Linked DNA regions of Homo sapiens: region 1 is linked to region 2. Evidence: chromatin contacts called from ENCODE Hi-C or POLR2A ChIA-PET data. All regions are on one chromosome and are shown on one strand. Each heading gives the region's core, a stretch centred on a gene start or an enhancer-like site at or near the end of the contact. The rest is flanking DNA. Distances are from core to core; before and after follow the strand shown. Region 1 holds the start of SAMD3 (sterile alpha motif domain containing 3). Region 2 overlaps L3MBTL3 (L3MBTL histone methyl-lysine binding protein 3).

What was found. A loop is a pair of places that touch in the nucleus more often than their neighbours do. ChIA-PET counts read pairs that join two places held with the same protein, here RNA polymerase II (POLR2A). Pooled maps may share reads with other maps.
Region 1: a loop to region 2 is called in a map with no recorded cell type, with 3 times the contacts of the local background. The contact joins the promoter of SAMD3 here to the enhancer-like site in region 2. A Hi-C loop is called at or near these places in 1 of 37 single-sample maps with no recorded cell type and 4 of 50 pooled maps. POLR2A ChIA-PET finds 5 or more read pairs at or near these places in 3 of 52 experiments (T-cell, activated T-cell and activated naive CD4-positive, alpha-beta T cell).

What each region holds. Positions count from the first base shown.
Region 1 is chr6:130,220,696-130,224,883 of GRCh38, reverse strand. SAMD3 (sterile alpha motif domain containing 3) reads left to right here and starts at 1,933. Exons shown (of 12, transcript NM_001017373.4): 1 at 1,933-2,190. RefSeq lists an enhancer at 1,217-1,326.
Region 2 is chr6:130,112,575-130,116,704 of GRCh38, reverse strand. All of the region lies in intron 19 of L3MBTL3 (L3MBTL histone methyl-lysine binding protein 3), which reads right to left. Among named protein-coding and RNA genes, the nearest start is that of L3MBTL3, 96 kb to the right of the region's middle. RefSeq lists an enhancer at 1,679-1,808. Within about 2 kb of position 1,549, at least 3 of the 41 ENCODE cell types and tissues checked have a DNase peak (open chromatin) inside an H3K27ac peak, as active enhancers do.

The sequences.
Region 1 (4,188 bases), core at 684-3,183, 110 kb before region 2:
CACTTTAGGAGGCCGAGGCAGGCGGTTCATGAGGTCAGGAGATCGAGATCATCCTGGCTAACACAGTGAAACCCCATCTCTACTAAAAATACAAAAACTTAGCTGGGCGTGGTGGCACGTGCCTGTAGTCCCAGATACTCAGGAGGCTGAGGCAGGAGAATCGCTTAAACCCAGGAGGTGGAAGTTGCAGTGAGCTGAGATCGTGCCATTACACTCCAGCCTGGGTGACAAAGGGAGACTCCATCTCAAAAATAATAATAATAATAATAATAATAATAATAATAATAATAAATAAATAGAGTGCTTTTGCATAAACAAAAGTTTGAACATTCTGGCCCGTCCTCACATGAACCTAGGGCTGGCAGAAGCATGAGCATTTGTCACTCATGAGAAACACAGGGTCCTATGCCTTTTTGTGTCTCCACACCTCCCATCTGTGCTTTGCTTTTGATACGGGAGGCGGGCAGGGAAGTGCTGGGTAGAGAAGAATGGGGTCCCTGGCTAGGGCTCCACCCTCAGGCCTGTACCCATGGACGTAAGTGAGAACAGGCACTCCTGTTTTCACGCCCAAATGTTGCATTTTCCAAAAGCACTCTGGCCCGCCACACCCCCATCCTCTGCCTATAAAAACCCTGAGACCCTAGCGGGCACAGACACAAGCGGCTGGACATCAAGAGGAACACACTGGCAGAATACACTGACAGACTGGCAGGACATCAACAGCAGTATGATGTGGACCACGTAGAATTTGCCTGGGGGTGGTTGGAGGAGAGTCAGGCCACTGAGCGGCCTGACTCCAGGGGAAGACCGCCTTCCCATTCCATTCCCCTTGTGGATCCCATCCATCTGCTGAGAGCTACTTCCACCAGTCAATAAAACTGTGCACCCATTCTCCAAGCCTACATGTGATTCAATTTTTCTGGTACATTAAGGCAAGAACCTTGGGATACAGAAAGCCCTCTGTCCTTGCGATAAGGCAGAGGATCTAATTGAGCTGATTAACACAAGCCACCTGCGGATGGCTAAGCTGAAAGACTGCACTGTAACACACTCCCACTGGGGCTTCTGGAGCTGTAAACACTCAACCCTAGGTGCTGCCATGGGGTAGGAGCCCATGCTCCCCATGACCTGCCCGTCTGCATGCTCCCTCTAGGGGTTTGAGCTGCAGGGTACTGAAGAAGCGAGTCACACCCATCGCACGCCCTGCAAGGGTGTTTCCAAGTTTCACTTTGAGTCACACTGCATTAAGAAGATCCACTACCTTGCATCCCCTTCTTCCTGAAGAGGCCTACAAAGTCAGACCAGCACTTAGTGTTAACAGATCAAGAGAGCCCAGCTTGACTCTACCAGCTGAGCAATATAGGTGGATACAGAAGTCACCTTTCATGTGTTCTAACAAATGAGTAACTCCAAAAAAATAGTTGTAATATTTTAATAATGTAAGTTCTTGCCACTACTCAGAGCTATAAAATGTTCAGCTATCACCTGCACTATCACGTACACACTGAGCTATGTAACGAGAATTACATTCAGCCAATGTCTGCTAAATAAAGGTTTGTGCATTTTAGTTCAATGATGTAGCTACAAAGAAAATGAAGCCTCAAGACACTAGAACCTTCTGAGATGCAAAGCTTTGAGTCCTTGACTTTGAATTCAATGTCTAAATTCTAATACATTATTATTATATCTGCCTTAAGATTGATATAGGAAATTTTTTTTCTAGTTAGTGTTATTTCTTCTAGGAGCTTAAAAAAGGTAACTAAGGAAGAATTAAATGTTCCAAAGATATATTATGGTAAACATGTATGTACATACATGGGTATTTGTCACACTTGTCAGAATCTTCTTCCTTTGAGAGGTGCAAACGTTAGCTGTCTGAGATCCACCCTGTTTCAAACTTACCTTATGCTTCCTGTGTACTGTGAGGCTCCCAGTCTTGCTGTCTTTCAATGGGGCAGCCACTGCTCAGTTGCTGCCATTCAGAAATATGAACCCAGTATCACCAGAACTTTTGATTTTTCAAGAGAAACCAAGATTCCAGATTTGTAGGTGATATCTTCCATTTTTCAGATAAAACAAAGGAACCAGAACCACATCCACTGATCGGATTTGCCTGGGGAGGAGGGGTGCTCTCTCCTTTGATCTTCTCTTCTGGAAGAGATGGACCAAAAGCCTCTCCAGCAATAATCCGTAAATATCACTTTTTACCTTTTCTCTATAAAACTCTAACTTTTCTGATATTAAGATAAAATTCTTTCATTGAGAAAAATTTAAGAGTGGCAGATTACAAACAAAAAACATTAATTCCTCCAAACAGAGATTGCCACTTCTGCCTTCTAGTATATGCTTTCCCAGCCTTTGTGTAACCAAGCATTTCATTCTACTTTTATTTTATTCTTTCCACAAATCTGAATCATACTATTTTAAATTTATTTGCAGTTAACCATATCCATGACTGTTTCTCTCTACATAGTTATTTGTCTAGATACAATTTTTGATTACTACATAGTATTTTATTTTAAATATAAATTACTGTAATTCATTGGCCAATTCCTATTGCTGGAAATTTTATCTGTCCAATTTATTTGCTATTCGGACCATTGCTATGGCACACATCTTTGTGTTCATTTCTGTTAATGTCTTTAGGCACATTCTTAGAAATGCTATTTTGGGGTCAGAATGTAGAAATATTTTTAATGTTTTTGGCTTGCATTAGTACCCTTTAAAGTTGGATAGATTGGATTCAAATCACTTTTACCTTTACAAGCAAAGGAACCTTAGGCGAGTTACCCTGTAAACTCCAGGACTTTCAATTATAAAATGGGAATAATATGACAGGGCAAGTTGTGCCACTTTATACTCCCCTTAGCAGTGTGTAAGAGAACAACTGACCTTGCATTCTTGCTAATTTTCACCTTTTCCAATGGAATAAATGAAGATGGTATTTAATTATTTTTATTACAAATAATGTAGATTTTTCAGATACTGGTTTAAAATTTTGTTCAAGAGTTACCTATTCCTATTTTTTTCTATTGGTGTATTAATTTTTTAGTTGGTTTTATGGATTATAGAGTTGACCCTTGAACAACATGTGTTGGAACCTCTCAGGTCCACTTACATGCAGATTTTCTTCTGCCTCTGCCACCCCTGAGACAGCAAGACCAACTCTCCTCTTCCTCCTCCTCCTCCTCAGCCTACTCACTGCAAGACGACGAGTATGAAGATCTTTATGATGATCCACTTCCATGTAATAAATAGTAAATGTTTTCTCTTCCTTGTTATTTGCTTAATAACATTTTCTTTCCTCTAACTCATTTTATTGTAACAGTACTGTATATAATATATATAACATACAAAATATGTGTTAATTGTCTATGTTATCAGTTAAGATTCTGATCAATAGTAGGCTATTAGTAGTTAAGTTTGGGGGTAGTCAAAAGTTACTTGCAAATTTTCAACTGCATAGCAGAGTCAGCGTCCCAACCCCTGTGTCGTTCAAGGGTCCACTGTGATATATATGTGTACACATGCGTTTTTCCTTTTTAGTCAAATCTATCAATATTTTATTTTTATTATGTAATCTTAGATTATTTTAAACTCTTTTTAATTTTTCATATTTACATATTTAACTTATCTGAGGAATTTATTGTGTAGGTGTTATGAGGCATTATCCCAACAAAATATATTGACTAATCCCTTCTTTGTCACCAATTTTAAAGATCTTTTCACTGGCTGGGCGTGGTGGCTCATGCCTGTAATCCCAGCACTTTGGGAGGCCAAGGTGGGCAGATCACAAGGTCAGGAGATCGAGACCATCCTGGCTAACACAGTGAAACCCCGTCTCTACTAAAAACACAAAAAAATTAGCTGGGCGTGGTGGTGGGCACCCGTAGTCCCAGCTACTCGGGAGGTTGAGGCAGGAGAATGGCATGAACCCGGGAGGCGGAGCTTGCAGTGAGCCGAGATCGTGCCACTGCACTCCAGCCTGGGCAACAGAGCGAGACTGTCAAAAAAAAAAAAAGATATTTTCAGTACTTCCATATGAATGTTTCTGTTTCTAAGTTTCTATTCTGTTTCAATATCTGTTCTCTTTTCCTCCAGTACCATGCTGTTAATAGCATAACATTTTTTAACATCTGGAAGTGCAAGTCCTTTTGTCAAGCATTTTTCGTTCTTTTTACCTATTTA
Region 2 (4,130 bases), core at 300-2,799:
TCATTAGCTCACTGTAACCTCAAACTCATGCTCAAGTGCTTCTCCAGCCTCAGCCTCCCAAGTAGCTGAAACTACAGGCATGCGCTACCATGCCTGGCTAATTTTTAATTTTTTTGTAGAAACAGCGTGTCACTATGTTGCTCAGGGCTGGTCTGAATTTCTGGCTTCAAGCAATCCTCCTGCCTCACCCTCTCAAAGCATTGAGATTACCCACACTGCAGCTGGGTGCATGAATCTTAACATGGAGGAAGCAGCCCAGCAATAGTGGTTACACATATGATCTTAGGAAGTGAAGAGATCTGGTTTAAATTTCAGTTCTGCTACTCACTAGGTTTACACGACCATCAGCAAATTACTTAATTTGTCTAATTCTCAGTTACATCATTGGTAAAACAAGGATAATAAATCCTTTACGTCAGAGGGGCATGTTAAGAATGAAATAAAATAATGTATAGAAAGCACTTAGCACAGAGCCAGGCACTTAAGTAGGAGCATGATGCACAGCAGCTATTCCTAGTTATAAATTACTTATATTGTAGGATAAAATTATCTACTGACACCTGTTGTCTTTAACTAACCTTTCTTCAACTATTAAAATAGCTTTTAGAGTAATGGTTCCAAGCACAGACTACAGTCAGACTGTCTGGGTTATAACCCAGGTCTGCTACGGACTAGCTATGTGGCCTCTAACCAAAGGAGGTTCCATGTTTGTAGAATGAAGGTGTGATGATAGCAACTACACCACATAAGGTATCATGAAGATTAAATGCACCCACATAGGTAAAAGCACCTAAAAAAAAGTGCATGGAAAACAGCAATTTCTCTTGGAATTTCAGAATTTTCAAGAAGCCATTTACTGCAATATTTCTTTAGTTGCAATTCAATACAATTCAATTCAATTCAATACATTTCAGTTGTATTGAATGGAAATACAATCATAGTGAAATCTTACTCAAGAATACTTTTGGTTTTTAATAAAGACAGTGGAATCCACTTGAATGGAAAAATGTATTCTTTATGACTCAGTATTTTCTTTTTCTCTGTAATTATGTGTCACTTTTTAGAGGTCTTACTGTCTTAATCTAATTATGCTTTGTGATAAATATTAGTAAAACAGACATTAGAATGGTAAATGCATAGGATGGCAGTTGAATATGTGCAGCTGTATTTCTTCAAGTCTGTTTGTCATATAAAAACAATTTCTAACCAATTACGTTTCAATTAGTTCCAGTCTGTTAAAAAATATTGAAAAACAAATTATTTTGCCCCAATTTAGGGATTTATCGATTTCCGCCACCTCTTTAAGTCCAGCAGGAAAGGAGGCAGATGCAGATTGCCATGTAGATTGAAATATTTGCCAACCAGGTTAGGAAGCTCGGATTGACAGTTATTGCTGGCCCAGCATCAGAGACATGGCTACCTTGCGGCAGCTCAAGTGTGAAAGTTCACTCCTTAGTTTGGCTTGGTTTAAAATAACGCCACCCTTCTCTTTTCAAAATAGCTTATTCTAGTCTCATGGGGCCTTTGCAGAACTGAAAGAGACTTGTACTTCCCCAGTAACAAGCGGGGAAGATGACTACCAGAGAGCTCTAAAAAATGTAGTTTTTCTGTTTTGGCCATCAAAAGAATGTCTCTTTGCATGCTCCCAGCATTTTTTTTTTTTTTAAGTTTCTGAGCTGTGACTTACTCGCAGGTAAAAACATAAGGGAATGAGAATCTCCACATTCTCTAAAGAAAGTTTAAAAGAATACTTGAACTGCCTCCAAAATGCCTCGTACAAATGAAGAGCGACTGTACTTGAGGAGCTTCAGGTCAAGGAGATCACCACCTTCGAAGGGATTCAGAAAAAGATGGCAAATAAAACCAGTGGGACTTGGGACTAAAACTTCTGCAACTATGAGTAACATTCAAATAAAGAGTTTTTAAAATTAAATTCCTTTTGAGATGATACAACAGCAACGGTTTTACTGAATTATGTTTTCATAAACATCACCCAGGAGAGGTAAACATGGTTTACTGTGTATCTAATGAATAAAAACATTTTGGTTAACAGGCCTATTTAATTATAATTTAGCATAAGGACCATACGCTAGTGAAAGAATACAATAAAAGGAATATAATGAATAAATGAGGTGGGTATTACCAAGATAACAAGGAAAAACCCTCCAGAAAAACTCAGCAATTAATCCTCTTATTAAATGAAAAGCCTTAACGAATAAGGTGAGGTTTGGGAAATAAAGATGATGTCTCTTAAGAGTGAGACTCTATTACTTTGTTGTTGTTGTTGTGGAAAAGAGAACAGATGTCACCGCTTTTCTACTCTACAGAAAAGGGTTTCCTGAGTCAGAAATTGGTGATATTCAAGGAGATAGAGTAAGATCCTGTTACAATATTGTTCCAACAACTTCACAGGCATATAGCAATAACACAGTCATCTTATCCCTGCACTTTGAATGGCTGCCTTGGTGTCACAGTGGTTGGCATCAGAACTGTGAGTGTTTTAACTAAACACTAAGCTACTCTTTGGGGTACATAAACAACTACACAGATTTAACTCAAGTTCTCAAGAGCTAGAATAGGAAAACACTTCCAGAGCTCCTAATTCATACCTGGAAGCCCATCAACAAAAAGGGAGAAGAGGTTTTACAATAGCCAGAGAATGCCTAGTCATTGAAATTACTTTCGCCGATATTCAACATGAAGCTCTCGGCCCAGAAGACCTCATGGGGCAAAAAACCAACTTCCCAAGGTTTACTAATTAACTTTTGTAATCTTTTAGAATGGTTGGCTCTAAATTGATTTTATTCTATTTGATGTGATAGTTTTGCAAAGCAAATAGATTTATATATGCTTTTAGCTTCATACTTTATGTTAGCTTGCTTTCCTATCTGTTTAACAGGGTACAGACTCGGCTTTCGGTGTGACTAGCAAAATTGGATTCGTGCTAAAAATATAAACCAGATTGATGTCTGCAATTCTTGCAACCGCTCTATGTAGTTCTCATAGTGGAAACACTGGTCTTACAACTTGAGAAGCCATTTTAATGGCCTATAATGAACTGAACAGACTGATTTCTGCCATTAGACCAGTTAAGCAGTGGGCATTTGCCTTGCAAGGTAATCTAAGCATTTGGCAGGCATTTTAAAGCTGCTTTATTGTGTTTCTGTGGCTGATGTTTAGCAGGCTTAAACAACATGGGAGCTCAAAACATTAAGTGATTTTTAATAGAGATAGTACCTAATTTAGAACACAATTATAAGCAGCTATAGAATAGATTTCATGAGAACAAGGCTATGTGGGATGGATGCCCGATGTTTCCCAACTAATAACACATTGTGAAGTATTACCCCTGAAAAGGGTGTTTTCATTCAGTAGTGATTCCCAAAGCCTGATTTATAGACTACTTGCATCTGTCACCTGGGAGGGCTGGTTAAAAAATGAAGATTCCTGTGCCTTCATTTTTATGAACACAAGAATTCCATTTCCTGAATGAGTACCTCCGGGAGCAGTGCCTCAAAAGCCACATTTTTAACAAGCATCTCAAATGATTCTGGTGCAAATCAAAGTTTGAGACCCACAGTTTTATTAAGACATACAGAGAAACACATATATTGTTTCACTCAGCTGTAGATATGCAGAGATTTAAGTTATCAGTCCCCAGGAAAAGCTACTCCACTCACTGGTAGAGCCCATGCCTCAACATCTTGCCTCTAGGAGCAGCGTGAGGGCAGAGATGAGCTGCCACTGTCCACAGTGAGGAAAGCATCTTTTCACAGCAAGCACTGGCACAAAAGACACTCCTCATACTTCTGATGAATAAATGGATCACTGGGATAGGATTGCATACTCACATTTCTGTCTATAAGGACCACGTACTCACATTTCTATCTAGAGGCACTGGGACTTCCCTTCACTCACACCCATTTGACAAGTCTCTGTAGGAAAAGAGATCCAAGCATTCGGCATACCAGGTGGATTCAGGGTGGGACCGTCTTAATATGGGGCAGAGCTTCCCGATGAGGATGCCCTGAATCCTAGGGTACAAATGTTCTGAGATACTGATCCCCACAGCCCGCTGCATCCCTCTCTGGTGACTGGTAGGCAGCCTCATCCATTTCTTTGGTGTTCGA